Linked DNA regions of Homo sapiens: region 2 is linked to region 1. A link is an interaction called in ENCODE POLR2A ChIA-PET data of the cell type or tissue named here. Cell type or tissue: PC-9. All regions are shown on one strand.

What was found. Peaks named below come from ENCODE experiments on the same cell type or tissue, not always from the same donor. Only the 100,000 strongest peaks of a DNase experiment are listed, where the experiment ranks them.
Region 2: POLR2A ChIA-PET joins it to region 1 with 5 read pairs; 3 of 35 experiments call an interaction of 5 or more read pairs at or near these places.

The regions. Positions count from the first base shown.
Region 1 is chr5:135,045,609-135,049,608 of GRCh38, reverse strand. The region is part of intron 1 of PITX1-AS1 (PITX1 antisense RNA 1); the gene reads right to left. Among named protein-coding and RNA genes, the nearest start is that of EPIST, 7.6 kb to the right of the region's middle. RefSeq lists an enhancer at 310-910. In PC-9, no CTCF peak of the experiment used is centred here; DNase peaks (open chromatin) are centred at 2,128 and 2,448; H3K27ac peaks cover 1,070 bases.
Region 2 is chr5:134,965,768-134,969,767 of GRCh38, reverse strand. It overlaps CATSPER3 (cation channel sperm associated 3), which reads right to left and starts at 1,861. Exons shown (of 8, transcript NM_178019.3): 1 at 1,679-1,861. The coding sequence starts at 1,776. In PC-9, no CTCF peak of the experiment used is centred here; DNase peaks (open chromatin) are centred at 397 and 1,527; H3K27ac peaks cover 1,824 bases.

The DNA.
Region 1 (4,000 bases):
TGTTTCCAGCTTTGGGCCATCACAAATAAAACTGCTATAAAAACTCAGGTACCTGTCAGGAAGCCGAGCATCTGCCCCATTTTTAAACTATTCACATTTCTCCAAAATGTCTTTTTTTAAGTGGTTTGTGTTTATGATTTAATTATGTTTACATATTTAGACCCACTTCCTCCCAAAAGGCTTTGAGATGACCTTTTCTTAAGTACATAGCATAAAGCAAAAAAAATATCAAATCAAAATGGAGAACAGAGAATGAACTCAAGAGATCTAGCCTCAGACACACACTGGTGAAAAGGTCCATACCTAAATGAAGGTGGCTGGGGAAGTGGGGACCTTTTCTTCTCTCTTTCCACTCTCCACCCATCCCAGGCCCACCAGAGAGTGGAAGGCAAAACAGAAGTGTGAGCAGGAAGCAGGGAACTCAGACGTATGGACCCAGAACCCAGCAACAAGCTCCACAAAGGCCCCAGCCTGCATTCCTCTGTCCTCCAGGAGGGAGGGCCAGTCACCAGCCTTCCCATAAAGCAGTTCCCACACACACTGGCAGCCCCTCTTCCCCTGCTTGTAGGCTAGGGTGTGGGTGGCTAAAGAGGGTTTCCCCATTGCCATGCTAGAGGCCCAGATGGACCCTTGGCCAGGTGGGAACCCCACAAGGCTGCTGGAATGAAAGAAAGTACCTGACCTGGGGGTGAGTCCTTCCTGTCTTAGGCACTGAGGCCCCAAGCTCACCTCTAAAGCAAGGTACACAGCCAGGGAAGCCTGGACATCTGGTGATAGTTCCACAGTAATTCTGGGTGGGCCTGTGACAGAGCCCAGGATGGGGAAAGCACTCGGACTTTCTCTACCAAGTCTCCTGGTCAGCCCTCCTCTTCCTGAGGGCCCATGGAGGGGGCGCCTTGAAGAATACTGGACACAGGGCATGGAGAGCCAGAGGGAAGCATGGAGACACAGACTGAGGCATGGAGAGCTCAGGCCACATCCCAGCTGGGGGTCCAGGGGCCAGAGCCTGGGGGTCTGGGCCGCCTCCACTCAGAAAAAAAGGAGGCCCAGCCTTGCTAAGTAGGCCAGATCATCAGAGTGAACTCAGGAATTTGGCCTTCCCACCCCCTGCCAGGAGACCTCCTTCCCAGCTCAAAGGAAAAAGGCAGGGGCCCTTTATAGTCCTCCACTGGCCTCTCATCCAGACCAGCTCAGCCGCCTCTTGCTCCCTCCCTACCTTCCTACAGCAGAGCCCTGCTCAGGCCATTTCCCAGCTTAGACATCCTTGCCTGAGATGGTCCCCAGGGAGTGGGAAAGGCACCTCATCACACCCCCATGATCACTCTGGGCTCTGCCACCCTGAACTCAACTGAACTTGCAGGTCCCCAAACACTGCCCACCTTCCCCAGCTCCACATGCTTGCCTATCTGTGCATTCTCCTAAACACCCTCCCACCTGCTCTGAAGGAAGTCTTGCCAGGGTCTCGAGCCCCAGTGCAAATGTACCTCCTCCAGGAAGCCTTCTCTGATGCAGTACCTCACCTGATGCTCACAGTTACAGGCGGTGAGAAGGTGGGGGATCAGAGCTGGCTGGCCAAGGGTGAGGATCCCATATTACAGTGAACAAACTGAGGCCCAAATAGGCAAAGTGTCTGGTCTTGCCACCCTCCGCCTCCTGTCCTGCCCTCTTGCTTTAAAAAAGTAGGTGGCCATATTTGTCTGGAATATGGGCAGAAAGAACAAGGTTCCTTTGAGCCCCCCAGTTCTGGGGATGGGAGTATTGGGCCCCTCCCAGCCTGAGTATATCCAGGTGTCACAAGCTCCCAGGTCCCAGGGCTAGACCAGCTCTGCCTCTTAGGAAACTTTACCACTGTTGGCTTTAGCCAAACTTCCTGGTTCCTACAGGAAGAGGGACCTTGGGATGTGCAGGTCACACCAACCTCCTAGCCTGCCAGGCACCTCAGGTGACCCAGCACCCAGGGACTCCCAGGGAGATGGAGCTTGTGGGGCAAGAAGGTTGCCACCAACATGGTCCAAGCTCTGGCCAGCTGGCCCAAAGCATGTGGGAGAGGATGATGGCAGCTTTGGCAGAGGACACAAGCCTGGAGACAAGGTCTCATGGAGCCTTCAGGCCCAGGCCACTCCCTTTTCCTTGCTATTTATGGCCCCTTGGAGGCTGCTTTCCCCTTTGTTCTGCCAAACAAGCTCACTCCTGACTCCCAAGCCAGCCGGGGACTTGGCAAACATTTGTCAAGACTCGTCCCCTCACTTTGTGTTTGTCTACGCGGCAAAGATCTGGGCTCTGTGCACAGACAAGTTTCCCCTCCAAGGCCCAGGGGGAGCCCCCATCCTCTGTGGCCCCAAGGCTCCACTGCAGGTATACCAAAGTAGGAGTCTCTCTATCCACCAAAAGTTCAGCGTCCCTTCACCCTGCCTGAAATGCCACCATTGTTCCTCAATACCATGCATTCCCCCTGGGGCAAGAATAGCATCCAGACGGTGTCACTCAGACAGTCACACCTAAGTGCAGGCATTTGAGGAGTTTTGGAGGGGGGGTGGGGGGGCCTTTGAAGACTCAAGGCTTGAGATGGAGGGCTGAGGGTGAGCTAGAATCCAACAGGAGGCAAGGGAGGGGGAGACAGGTGCACCCCCAGCTCCAGCCTCCATGGGAGGGGCTGACCCCACCCTGTGTCCTGGACTCACCAGGATGGTTCTGCCCAACCAGTTGAGGTCAATGTGCCCTGATTAATGCTGCTAGACAGACAGACAGTCCCCAGTAAGGCAAGGTCTCTGGGGAGATGCCAGGTTCTCATTTCATAGTCAGTGCCAGGATGAAGAAAGACGGAGGTCGGTGCCAGATGGAGCCCCAGAGAGCAGACATATTCTAGGGAGAGTGAGTCTCTGGGCCTCAGTTTCCCTGCATACACAGTAGGAACACAGAGGGGAGCCCATTATCCTGGAGGCCATGGCTGCAGCTGCCTCAGACTCTCTGGCAAAGGGCAGGAGAGAGGGAGCAGCCCCAGACACAACCCAGACACCAGGCAGCGCTTTCACCTCCCTGCAACTTGACTTCTTTGATCCTTGAAGATGGAAACAGTCCCTGCTCTACAGATTCGCTTTGAGAACAAAAGGAGCTAATGTACAGGAAGATGTTTGCGAAGACCTGACACACACCTGGGGGCCTAATCCATGCGAGCTGGTGTTATTATTACTATTATTTGGGGCTTTAGCCATGTCACTGAGCCTCAACCAATTTGAGTTCCTCATGTGTAAAATGAGCTGACAGCCAGTTGTGATGGGGAAATAGCCTGATAAAATGAGCCCACTTCAGACCTAGCACACAGCTGGTGCTCAGAAAGTGTTAGCCCCTCTGCATGCATCCAGTAGGTATTCAATAGATGCTTGCTGACTTCAATCACAAATGGCTAACAGGATATTTAAAAGGAACAAGAAACAGGTCCCTGAGGGATAAAGAGGGAGGCTGCCTTGGCTATCCCCAGGGTCCAGGACCCTTGGAGGCTGGGCTGGAAAGCCTCTAAAGGGGCTCCTACAGTTTGCAAACTGTGGCCCAGGGAGCTCTGGAGCTCCTCGGGGTTGTCTATTGCATCAGAAGGGGCTAGAGGGGACAACAGACAGCAACCAGGGCATCATTTCATTCCTCTATTTAGGAGTCTTAGTAAAGTTTCATCTGAAAAATGTGCCCTGTTGCCTTAACTAACCTCACTTCTTGTTTTTTAGGTGAGAAAATAAAGCCCAGAGAGGACAATCAGCAAGGAATCCAGCACCTTGGAGCCATGGAAACCCTTCTTGGTGCCTCTTTAGGCTCCTCATGGCAGCAGGGGCAGGAGGGCACACAGGGTGTTGTGCACCTAGCCCCAGGTGGATAAGAACATCCAGATGCACCTGCCCTTCACTAGCTTTGTCATGGCCCTGCCCCCATCCCAGCTTCAGGGTAAACCCCTGCTACCTTCAGTGCTCAGCCAGTAGGTCACTTCCTCCAGGAAGTCTGCCATGACCACCAG
Region 2 (4,000 bases), 80 kb after region 1:
ATGATGATCATGGATACTCTGTCCTCACTCAGTTACTTAGCTCCCTCTCCCTGGACCTCTGAAAAAGAATGGTCACCACTCCTTCTCCAGCAAAACAAAGTGTCATCTTCATTGACTCAACAAATCTTTATTGAGTGGCAACTACATATCAAGCAATCTAGTAGGCACTGGGAACACAGTGACAGCAAGACTAAATATTGCCAGTCTACTAAGCAAAACTGATAATCATCAAATAATCACCCATACACATGCTCACATCAGTAATAAAAAACTGAATACCCCAAGAGAAAATGGGCACACAATCTATTCATGAAATAAACACCAAAGACAAACAAACTTCTCCAAATATGTTCTACAGCAATACCAATCAGGGAGATGCAAAGTAAAACCATTGTTTTTGTTTATAAAATTAGCAATGACTTAAATGTGATAAGATCTAATGCTGGCAACAGTGTAGTATGATTGAGCACTCTCAAAAACTGCCAGAGGCATAAAAACTGACCAGCTCTTTTGAAAAGCCTGAGAACCATTCATTCTCTGACCCAAGATAATATAACCTGAAATGAAATAACTTCAACTAAACATGTCTATCTCAGTATTTTTTCCAGCACTGAGAAGCTTGAAAACAACTTAAACATCTAACAAAAAGGACTGTGTAAGTAAATTATGGTATGTCCATCTTGTGAAATACAGGCACTAAAATATGTCTATGCATTTTTCAGGATTTAGAAAAATGTTTATGATCCATTTTTATATCTTTTGTTTTTGTGTGCAGCAAAACACAAAAACCAAAGATACAAAATTCTCTGTTCAAAATTATCTCACCTGTGCAAAAATCAGCAGTAGAAAAAATCAGCAGGAAATATGCCAAAATTTTAACAGTGTCTGTCTATGGATGGTGAGGTTATAGGTGATTCTTTTTCCTGTTTATTTCCATTTATCTGTGCTTTGCAATTTTTCTCAGAGTACGTATTACTGTTTCCCATTATATGTTACAAATGAAATGAACACATTCTCATAAGTTAAAAAAATATAGAATATATATTTTTCTTTTTCCTTTTCTTTTTTTTTTTTTCTGAGACAGAGTCTCGTTCTGTCACCCAGGCTGGAGTGCAGTGGTGCAATCTTGGCTCACTGCAACCTTCGCCCCCCAGGTTAAAGGGATTCTCCTGCCTCAGCATCCTGAGTAGCTGGGACAACAGGTGCACACCATCACTCCGGGCTAATCTGTGTATTTTTAGTAGAGATGGGGTTTCGCCACGTTGGCCAGGCTGGTCTCAAACTCCTGACCTCAAGTGATCCGCCCCAGCCTCTCAAAGTGCAGGGATTACAGGTGTGAGCCACCGTGCCCAGCCAGAATGTATATACTTTTCTAATATATCAAGATATGTAATTTTCATTATCTGATTTGAGATGGGGTCTATTATAAAAAAAGAGAAAAGCCTTCAGATTATCTAACAGTCAAACTGGTCAAACTGGTCATTCAAGTCTACAGGGCACATAAAGGTAATAGCATGCCAGCCTCACCAATCATAGAAACCAGATTGTCAAGGACATGCAACTTATTTTGGTAAGCAGACGAGTATCTGAGGGAAGAGGCTGAGAGAACACTGACACCCTGCCCTCACACTTCTACTAGCACATTTCTTAACAGGCAATGGAGATAGATAATATTTACTTAAATTTCTTGAATGTTGGGCAAAATCCCACCGATGTAGTGTCAACTGGTGAACTAGAAATGACTCTCGAGTGGCGCTGGTGACGGTGTTGAGACATTTTCCAAATTTTCAACTTTTATTCCTTGCTTTTAGCATCCAACAGAAAATCTCTGCTTAGGGATTTTCCTTAGCGTCTGGATTCTGAGAGGCAGCAGAGAAGGGGCCACGAAGGGAATCCTTGCTTTATGAGGTCACTCTTGGGCATTCTGTTGCATTACCAGTGTGTAGGCCCCTGAAGTGGGGAGCTCCCAAGTGGGTCTATCATGGATTCTCTCTTCCCAAGGAGACTGAGTGCCTCCATTCAGCAAAAAGGCTATGGGCACCCAGCAATCATGAGGCTCTGGGTTAAAGCTGGAAGTCACTAGAAACAGACCACACAAAGGCCCTCCCTTCAAGAAGTGCCCCCAGCTGATAGACACAGGCCCTTAATAATGTGTTAGAAAAAGTTAAGGGTCATATATAAGGGGGAAAAGCAAGTTCTCTGGGCTCTAAGAGAAAGAGAGCACATCCAGGGCACAGCACTGGAAAACACCTGGAAGGACAAGAAAAGATTGTGATGGGTTTGACTTAGAACAAAAGAAAACAAGAGAAGCAAAGAAGGTAATAGTGAGGTAGGGATAGTGGCTCACACTTATAATCCCAGCAACTTGGGAGGCTAAGGTGGGAGGATCACTTGAGGCCAGGAGTTTGAGATCAGCCTGAGCAACATAGTGAGACCCCCATCTCTAAAAAAAAAATAAGAAATAAAAATCAGCGACGAGGCATAGCGGCTCATGCCTGTAATCCCAGCACTTTGGGAGGCCAAGGCAGGCAGGTCGCTTGAGGTCAGGAGTTTAAGACTAGTCTGGCCAACATGGTGAAACCCCATCTCTTACTAAAAAAAAATACATAAATTAGCCGCGCATGGTGGCAGTTGCCTGTAATCTCAGCTACTCAGGAGGCTGAGGATGGAGAATCACTTGAACCCAGGAGGTGGAGACTGCAGTGAGCCAAGATCGTGCCATTGCACTCCAGCCTGGGCGACAAGAGCGAAACTCCATCTCCAAAAAAAAAAAAAAAGGAAATAAAAATTACCCATGGGAGGCTGAGGCAGCAAGATAACTTGAGCCCAGGAGTTCAGGACTAGCCTGAGCAAGATAGTGAGACTGTCTCTACAAAAAATAAAAATAAAAAAAATTAGGTGGGTGTGGTGGCATGCACCTGTAGTCCCAGCTACCAGAGAGGCCAAGGTAGGAGGATCACTTTAGTCCAGGCGTTGGAGGTTACAATGAGCTGTGATCACACCACTGCACTCCAGTCTGCATGATAGAATGAGACCCCATCTCTTAAAAAAAAAAAAAAAAAGAAAAAAAGAAAGGAGGCAATATAAACCCTGAGTTGGCTAACTGCAGGCATAGGATGGGATGTGCACATATAAACCACCTAAACAGAATATAAAGAGTGAGCACATGTGGCAGAGATGTTTTAAGTACAAAAGTAATAGGGATTTTTGCTCTGTTCAACTCTCAGGATTAATATATTCTCCCCACTCACCTTCTCCTAACTCCTTTGGCTTTCAGGGCAAATCAGGACAGTGGGATCTGGGTAGCCCTGTGTTGTATTAAATGCTCAGTGGCTAAATTGGTCAATCTCCTGGACACCAAAGTTCTTGGGCTGTAAGAAAAGGAAGTAACTACCCCACCATCTCTGCTGTCCCTGGTATTCTACAACAAGTATATATGACCATTCATGGTAGGAAAATACTTTGTGGGCAACCAATATACTGAACTGGGAAATAACATCTTACGTACTCATTTTCTCCATTTAAAATCATCAACAGCAAAGTTTTAAGAATCACTGTGATTAATGTCCCCACAATTCAAACTTTAGCCCCATCTTCTCCGTCTTCATTGTTTCCCTCAGGGATCAGCTCCTCCTATAACTCCTGCTATGTCCTTTAGTTATATGCCCCTAACGTCTCAGGGCTCCTGCCCAACATCCATCCACAGGGGCCTCCTGGGGCAGCTGCTCTAAGACAGCCCGCATCAGCTCTCCATCTGTTTCTACCTGCCCTGATATGTCACTGTGCTCAATCCCCTAGGGCACACAGAAGGCCCTCAGTAAGTGTGTGCCGTATGAATATACAAAATAATGGCATCAGGGATCCCTGTGCTCATTCACATAGCTAGGGACAACAGGATTTCATCTCCAGGAAACTCAGTAGTATACTTTTGTGACTTCTCTCTTTAAGCACCAAAGCATACTTTCAGGGAAAAACAAAAAAGAGATTAAAAATGTAAAGA